Regions from separate parts of the Homo sapiens genome. Here region 1 is linked to region 2. A link is an interaction called in ENCODE POLR2A ChIA-PET data of the cell type or tissue named here. Cell type or tissue: B cell. All regions are shown on one strand. Links, peaks and the distances in the headings refer to the core of each region. The heading gives the core; the rest is flanking DNA.

Evidence for each region. ChIA-PET counts read pairs that join two places held together with the same protein. Peaks named below come from ENCODE experiments on the same cell type or tissue, not always from the same donor. Only the 100,000 strongest peaks of a DNase experiment are listed, where the experiment ranks them.
Region 1: POLR2A ChIA-PET joins it to region 2 with 8 read pairs; 5 of 35 experiments call an interaction of 5 or more read pairs at or near these places.

The regions. Positions count from the first base shown.
Region 1 is chr1:179,018,589-179,022,985 of GRCh38, reverse strand. It overlaps a transcript of FAM20B not described here. Among named protein-coding and RNA genes, the nearest start is that of FAM20B, 5.1 kb to the left of the region's middle. In B cell, for the core only: no CTCF peak of the experiment used is centred there; no DNase peak of the experiment used is centred there.
Region 2 is chr1:178,736,536-178,740,932 of GRCh38, reverse strand. All of the region lies in intron 1 of RALGPS2 (Ral GEF with PH domain and SH3 binding motif 2), which reads right to left. Among named protein-coding and RNA genes, the nearest start is that of RALGPS2-AS1, 12 kb to the right of the region's middle. In B cell, for the core only: no CTCF peak of the experiment used is centred there; no DNase peak of the experiment used is centred there; H3K27ac peaks cover 2,725 bases.

The DNA.
Region 1 (4,397 bases), core at 202-4,201, 280 kb before region 2:
CACATTGATTCTTCCTCCAGGAAATCCACCTCACTCCCACCTGTAAAAATGTTATACAGCTCTCAGTGCTGCTTGTTCATGAAGCCTTTCATAGCCTTCCCAACAACTGCACATGCTTTCCTTGGCTTCTGAGACCCAGCACTTTATTTGTAACTGTCTTGCGGTGGGGTGTATTGAAGTCTTTGGGGATCTGTCTGACCCCGTTCCCCGGGTTGTATTGACATCTGCGTCTTCTGTAGCACTAACACTGCACATGGCCCATGGTAGCCATGCAATGCTTGAAAGGAAGGTTTGAGAACATGTACTACAGAGCAGGGAATTGAGCCCCAGAGACTTATTTCTTGGTTCCTTCATCATTGTAAGCATTTTCCTTAAACTGTTTCAGAATTTCCAAGTCTCTGCCAATTTGTCAAGCCCTAGGACTCCAATAACAGTCCAGCAATCCCAAGTTAGAAGGAGGATATTGTCTCAAGGTGCTTTTGCATACACGAAGGCAAAATATATATGCATACACGCGCGCGCGCACACACACACACAGAGTTTCTTTTAACCTAGGCAACACAGCCACCATGATGGATCCCTCTGAAACTAATTAAATTAATTCTACATCAAGCAAGTCGAGAGGAGCCCTAGGAAAGCTCACGCTGTTCCAAGGTGCCAGGAGCCTGGGGAGAGGGTGACGGGAAAGGCTAGCGAGTAAAGGAGCACACATATCTCTCTGTTTCCTTCCAGGAGCATGTGCCCTGCCTCAGCTGCTTCCCAGGCAGGTTTGTTCTCTGCATTGGGCTGTCTGTGGACAGCTGCTTCTGCATTTCTTTCCTAACAGGGAAAACTCCTTTCTTTCATTTTGCCACCAGATCTGCAGAGCTACTCCCAGCCCGCCTCTTGCTTATAGCAACGGACTGCCCACTTACCCCATCACGTGGCACCCCTGTCAATGCCATCTGAGCAAACAACTCACGTCCCAGGGACAGCATCATAAGCTACATACATACACAGCACACCCAGCTTCTCTGCTGAGACATTCGGGCTGTGGATTCTGAAAGTGGTGGGAATATTTCGGTTATTTTTTCACTCTAGCAATATTATTTTTAAGAAAAGCTTTATTGAGATATACATACCACAAAACTCACTTGCTTAAAATATACTCAGTGCCTTTTAGTATATTTACAGAGTTGAGCAACCACTAACATAATCTAATTTTAGAACATTTTCATCACCCCCAAAAGTAATACGGGATGTTTTCTTTTTTATTCTGAAAATATATTTACCTATTTATTTTGTTCTTTAAATCTGCACAGTAAAAGCAAAAAGAAAAATACATTAATGGATATGTTAGATTTCTAGAGTTAGTAAGAAATGCAGAGGAGTTATGGCTCTCAAAGCTGTGTATCACTTAACTGTCATGTATGGCTATAGAAATTTGTTTAACTACCCCAAAGTGTACACTTTGTTGTGGCATATACGCTTCAGTAAATGTCCAGGGCCACATCTTTGACATTTTCCAGTTTGTTATGAATTTCTCTAATGCCACATATGGCTTTTCAAGGGATTGGGTGGAGAGAGAATTGCAAATTCCAGATTGCTAATTCCCACAAGGTAATACTTTTGTAATATGCCTAGGATGGTACCACAGGCATATTGGTATTTAACACACATTTTTTTTTTGTTGTGATGGAAGCTGTTTTTTATTGACTCAATTCAATGCATGAAGTAATTGCAGTCACATGGAAGTTCTGGGTTCCTCAGACTTCTCTTTGAGACCCTGCTTGGAAAGCCAGGAAGCTTCTACCATCGATGGATAATGTGGTAAGGAGTTCAGCAGAAGGCTCTTTGAGCCTTTCTCATGGCTGGCCGAGGGATGTGCTAGAGGACAATTATCAGTCTGGCTGTAGGGGAGCTTTTTTTTCTTTTTGAGACAAAGTCTCCCTCTGTCGCCCAGGCTGGAGTGCAGAGGTGCAATCTCAGCTCACTGCAAACTCTGCCTCCTGAGTTCAAGCGATTCTCCTGCCTCAGCCTCCCGAGTAGCTGTGACTACAGGCGTGCGCCACCATGCCTGGCTGATTTTTGTATTTTTAGTAGAGATGGGGTTTTGCCACAGTGGCCAGGCTGTCCTCAAACTCCTGACTTCAAGCGATCCTCCTGCCTTGGCCTCCCAAAGTGCTGGGATTACAGGCTTGAGCCATTGTGCCCAGCCCAGAGGAGCTTTTTAAATAGCTCTATGCCTGCCCCCATCTGCAAAAATTTGAATTTAATAGTCTTGTGGTGAGGTCCTAGCAAGGGTATTTTTTAAAACCTCCAGTTTATTCTAATTTGCAACCAAGGCTGAGAACCATTGTCCTACTAGCGACTAAGCCAGGGCCATGTTAATAGGTTGAATCATGTGAAATTGTCATCTTTATAGGGCAAAGTTGAACATGGACAATTTTATATAGTTCAATCTAATATACAGGCAATTGGGTTTTATTTTCAAGGGAAGATAGCTTGGTCTTTTGGTAACCTTCTGTAGGAAGCCAGCCATCTCTCCAAGCGCTCATCCTGCTGTGAGCAAGGATGAGAAAGATGTGACAAGGAAGAAAGCCAGTGCCCTGTTGGTCCAGATGCTGCCCCTTGGTGGACCAGACCCCCTACATCTTTCCTTCCAGTGGGGCTTAGACATACAGAAGCCTGTGGCTGTCAGGCATGAAGGGAAATGAGCAAAGCAGGCCAAAGGTGAGGCAACCAGAAGGGTTGAGGGAACATGACATACCAGAGAGCCTGGTCCCTCCTTCAAAGGCATTTACATTTAAGTGTGTGTGTGTGTGTGTGTGTGTGTGTGTGTGTGTGTGTGTATACACACACATACACAGAGCAGGCCAAATCATAGACATCTATGGGTTGAAATCTAGTCTTCAGTCCTACAGTTTGTGATCCTTTCCTGGAAGGTAGATGTTTGTGGCACAGGGAGGTGACCCGAACAGAGGAAGACAAGGTACTCAACACAGTGGGACTATAAGCCCAGGGAGAAAGAACCAGTACCTCACTGATGGCTGCTGTACCCCTCTGGGGCCCATGGGTGAAATAAGGAGGCATGGCATGTAGGCAGGGAGATCCCTCAGGCAAGGGAGTACAGGGGACCACTGAAGGGAGTGTGCTAGGATTTTCAGAGATGTTAGCAACGCTTTGAAAGAAATGGTAATACCAGGCTGGTATTTTCACCATGGCAATGCACAAGAAAGGGTCTCGGCCAGGCGCAGTGGCCCACACCTGTAATCTCGGCACTTTGGGAGGCTGAGGTGGGCAAATCACCTGAGGTCGGGAGTTTGAGACCAGCCTGACCAACATGGAGAAACCCCATCTCTACTAAAAATCCAAAATTAGCTGGGCATGGTGGCACATGCCTGTAATCCCAGGTACTCGGGAGGCTGAGGCAGGAGAATCACTTGAACCCAGGAGTGAGAGGTTGCGGTGAGCCAAGATCGTGCCATTGCACTCCAGCCTGGGCAACAAGAGCAAAACTCCATCTCAAAAAAAAAAAAGAAACAAACAAACAAAAAAAAAAACCAGAAAGAAAGAAAGGGTCTCACTTAATGTGACCACCAGTCATCCAACCAAAATCATCAGTTGTCTTAGACTCATTTTTCTCACCCCCACCTCTGATTAGCACCAAGTTCTGCCAACTGTGGCTGCTAGAGAGTTCTCAATCCATCTCCTTCCTTCCAGCCACCCAACCACTGCTCATGTTCAGGCACCATTTTCTCCCCACTGGATTATGGCAACAGTTAATTTTATGTGTCAACTTGACTGGGCCATGGGATGCCCAGATAAATATTATTTCTAGATATATCTGTTAGGGTGTTTCTGGAAAAGATTAGCATTTGAATTGGTGAACTGAGTCAAGCAGATGGCCCTCCCCACTGTGCGTGGACTGCATCCAATCTGTTCAGGGTATAAACAGAACAAAAATGTAGAAGAAGGTTGAATATGTGATCTCTGACTACTTTAGCTGGGATATGGATCTTCCCCTGCCGTTGCTACCCCTGCTTCTCAGGCCTTCAGATCTGGACTGCAATCTATACCATCGGCCCTCTGGCTCTCAGGTTATACGACCAGCTTTCCTGGGTCCTCGGCTTGCAGACAGCAGATTGTGGGACTTCTCAACCTCCATATTCACGTGAGCCAATACCTTCTCATAAGTCCCTTTCTAGAGATATATGTATACATAGATCCTATTGGTTCTGTTTCTCTAGAGAACCTTGACTGATACAGATTTAATGCTATGGAATGAGTGTGTCCCCACAAACTCATAACTTAATGGTATATCATGAACAACTTCTACATTATTACATATTTTTACTACAACATTTTCTTAAATCACAACATTTTTAAAAGATCTTTGGGGCCGGGCATGGTGGCTG
Region 2 (4,397 bases), core at 225-4,224:
AGTATTGTTATGATGCTCATTTTACAGATGAGAAATGAGACAGAGAGTTTAAGCGATTTGCCCAAGGTTGCAGGGGCTGGTAAAAAAGCCAGAATTCTAATGTCAAATGTCTGACACCAAAGCCTACAATCTTTCCTGGGGGTGGGGAGGAATGAATGCAGTCTCAAGAAGGGCAGGAGCCACAGAAGTACTAAAGGAAGAACAGTATCTACAGTGCCAGAAACTAGAATCTTCACTCTCATGTTCCATACCTCTCTCTCAAACCACATGGTTTCTCTCAGAATTTTGCACTTCTCTCAGCACACATGCCCTACTCTTTTATAGTTACCAAATGGCTTCCTCATCTCCTTTATCATTTCTGTAATTCATAGCTTCTGCTTACATCTACTTTCCATTCCCTTAAACTTTAGTTTTACAGGACTCTACACCAACACATCTTTGCAGCTTCAGCTCCCATGGTTCAATGGTAAATTAACTCCATGTTTTCTATAACTGACTATATAAATTTTCCCAGGTGGTTGATGGATTAGCAACCCTTAGGTCAAATGCCCACTGCTGGACCAATCCACTGCAATACAGTTTTATATGGTTAAAAAAATAGCTATTGAGGTCTGTTCTTCTGCAATGTACTGTAGAAAAAGCAGATTTCCTCCAAAGGAACTGTGGGCAAGCCAGAATTATAAATGACATATCTAGGATACTGACTCAGATAAATCACTACTACTCTGGGACTCAAAAGTCTTGCCAGGATTTCTAATCTACTTAGTTATAGTAGTTAAGTAGTTATAAATACAAAATTTGGTTGTTACTAAGGGGATCATATAATTTACAGCATCACACAAGACATGAAATACAGGTCCAGTGATTATTAAGTCAAAGGTTGCCATACTCCATTCAAGAGTACCACAACTGAGGAGGAAAACCCACTATTATCTATTATTTCAAATACCGCTCAGAGTTAGAAGTAGTATCAATGACCCTATTCATCCTTATAGCTATATCTGTTAGGCCATATTGGAATGAAGCAGATGAGGTGGCTAGGTTTGTTGACTTCATTCCTACAGCCAGTTCAGCTGTCCAAACTGTTTAGATAAACAAGTGCAGCACAGATGGCTTCAATTAGTACTGCCTGTTCCCTTAAGTCCAAACCTTCAAAGTGGTTATCTTTAAAAACCTTTTGGCAATGAGTTCTATCTGTCACCTTTTGGATCTCTTGAAGAAAGGAAACAGAGTGACACGCTAAGTTAGTGAATAACAATATGTACTATCATTTCAATTCTAATTTCCCCTGCTTCATTTCTAAGGGCTGAATATTTAGTCCCACCTCATCAAAGGTACTGTATTTCCCGCCACATCCCAAACAAACCCTTCAATCCAAATCGTGCCAACAACACCTAGTTCTGGTTGCCACATCTTGAGTCATGCTGTTTCAACAATCAGTATGTTCTTTCCACATAAATGAAACACATTCCTTAAGGACCACTCCTGTCCTCACTGAGCCTCTTCTTCTGTGACCTGCTAATGCTCTTCAATCTGACACAAAACAACATATTGTTTTATGTTATTTACTGTGGTTTCACATATAAGACTGTCTCTGACCAAGAAGACATGAACAACAATACTTTTATGATAACACTCTCAAGTACTGTGCTTACAAGAAAACATTTAAAAATGCCAGTGGCCAAAATAAGCAAGTCAGAAGCAGAGTTTCTTATCCATAAGATATCCTCAAAATGTTGCTCTTTAAGTAGACTTATTCCTGTCCCTCTAGCTTTAAGAGATAGGATCTAAACTACAAAAACATACAAAAATATATCAGCATATCAAAATTGCAAAAAAAAGAAAAAACTTACTAATCACCCACCTACAAACCCCTAAACTATCTATAAAGATTTCAGCACATACACAAAAGTGTAGCTTAAGAAAAGCAACAGAAAACATACAGATTTGTCATGTAAGCTAATTCCAGAAGGCAAAAAAATGTTCTAGACAAATCCTGGAAATCTAAATCAGGACTGGAAGAGGTATAACGAATAATTTACTCCAGTAACCCTAGAGATCTAGAATAACCACAGATGCAACAGAATCTGGGCTATAATTACACTTGATCTTCAAAATTCTGAAAGAAAGAGTAAAAGAAATCCTTACAATGATCCTATGAGAAGGCACTATTATACCCAATTACAAATAAAAAAGCTGAATGTTAAACAAATTAAGTAACTTGCCCAGATTCATACAGACTTTCATCAAAGAATTATAACCATTGTCTATCCTTAAAAAATTTATTTAATTTTAGCTTAGTAAATTATATGGCTGATCCCAAAAACATGTAGATACTTATTAGAAATTTAAGGAAACATAAAATTGAAATTTAGTTTTGACATTCACATTCCTTTCAATGCAAATTTAAGATATACAACTATTAGCCGACGGCAGTGGCTCACACCTGTAATCCTAGCACTTTGGGAGGCCAAGGCGGGTGGACTGCCTAAGCTCAGGAGTTCGAGACCAGCCTGGGCAACATGGTGAAACTCTGTCTCTACTAAAACACAAAAAATCAGCCAGGCATGGTGGCATGTGCCTGTAATCCCAGCTATTTGGGAGGCTGAGACAGGAGAGTACCTTGAACCTGGGAGGTGGATGTTGCAGTGAGCTAAGATCGTGCCACTGCACTCCAGCCTGGGCGACAGAGTGAGACTCTAACTCAAAAAAAAAAAAAAAAAAAAAAAGATATCCATCTATTAGAAAATAAAACTGATAATTTTTGACTAGACCTAACCAAAATCTATAGCCATATTGTGTTCCTAGCCAGCACATTTGAGCATATCACTACTTGTTCAAAAATCATTATTGTGGTCAAGCGTGGTGGCTCATGCTGTAATCCCAGCACTTTGGGAGTCTGAGGCAAGAGGATTACTTGAGCCCAGGAGTTTGAAACAAGCCTAGGCAACAAAGTAGAGACTATGTCTCTACAAAAAAACAAAAAAATTAGCCAGGGGTGGTGGTGTGCACCCGTAGTCCCACCTACTTGGGAGGCTGAGGCAGGAGGATCACTTAAGTCTGGGAGGTCAAGGCTGCAGTGAGCTGTGATCATGCCATTGGAATCCAGTCTGGGTGAGAGAGTGAGACCCTATCTCAAAAGGAAAAAAAATCATTAATGTCATTTAACTTTTTGACAATTGTTTAACCATTTGGGTAAAAAGACAAAAATTAGATCTTACATTAAAATAAGATGAATTAAAAATGAAAAATATTTAAGCCATAAAAATACTAGAAGTAAACATAGGTGAATTTTAAAATATATTCTGACATAGGAAAGGCTATCTAGGACTCACAGTAGAAACAGAAACAAAAGAAGAGATTGATCATCTGATTAAAGGTGGCGCTGGCCAGGTGCGGTGGCTCATGCCTGTAATCCCAGCACTTTGGGAAGCCGAGGCAGGTGGATCACGAGGTCAGGAGTTCAAGACCAGCCTGGCCAAGATGGTGAAACCCCGTCTCTACTAAAAATACAAAAAAATTAGCCAGGCGTGGTGGCAGGCGCCTGTAATCCCAGCTACTCGCGAGGCTGAGGCAGAGAATTGCTTGAACCTGGGAGGCAGAGGTTGCAGTGAGCCAAGATCATGCCACCGGCACTTCAGCCTGGGCGACAGAGCAAGACTTCATCTCAAAAAGAAAAAAGGCGCAAGACAGTGAAATACATGTATTTCATCAATTCTTAGATGTGCATTTTCTTACCTTTTAAAATCTCTGAAATTAAGATGCCTCTTAAATTCGAATGCCATATTCTTATTTTTAGATGTACATAAATAGTGCATCTTGCAACTGAAGCCATTTTAGATTCAATGAAATACAGTAAGTTGGGTAACAAAAGATAAAACAAGGAAAAGTAAAACAAGAGACAAAGAGTTAATATTTTTAATACATAAAGACTTCTTACACATTAATGTGAACTAGTAGGGTGCTTCAACTGCATTGGTTAATTTCTTAAGTTAGGGATTAACTGTATTAGTCTTCATATGCTTTTTGTTTTTTAAGACAGGGGTGTCCTTCTGTTGCCCAGGCTGGAGTGCAGTGGCTCGATCATGGCCACTGCAGCCTTGACCTCCCGGACTCCAATTCTCCAGCCTCAGCCTCCTGAGTAGCTGGGACTACAGGCACACACCACCATACCTGGCTAATTTTTTGCATTTTTTTGTAGAGACAGGGTTTCACCACATTGCCCAGGCTGGGTCTTAAACTCCTGGGCTCAAGCAATCCGCCCACCTTGGCCTCCCAAAGTGCTGAGATTACAGGTGTGAGCCACCGCACCTGACTCTATACACTTTTTTGTATAACTATTTCATTAAAAGACTTAAAAGATTGAGCAAAAAGAATGGGTAGGATGTGAAGAGAAA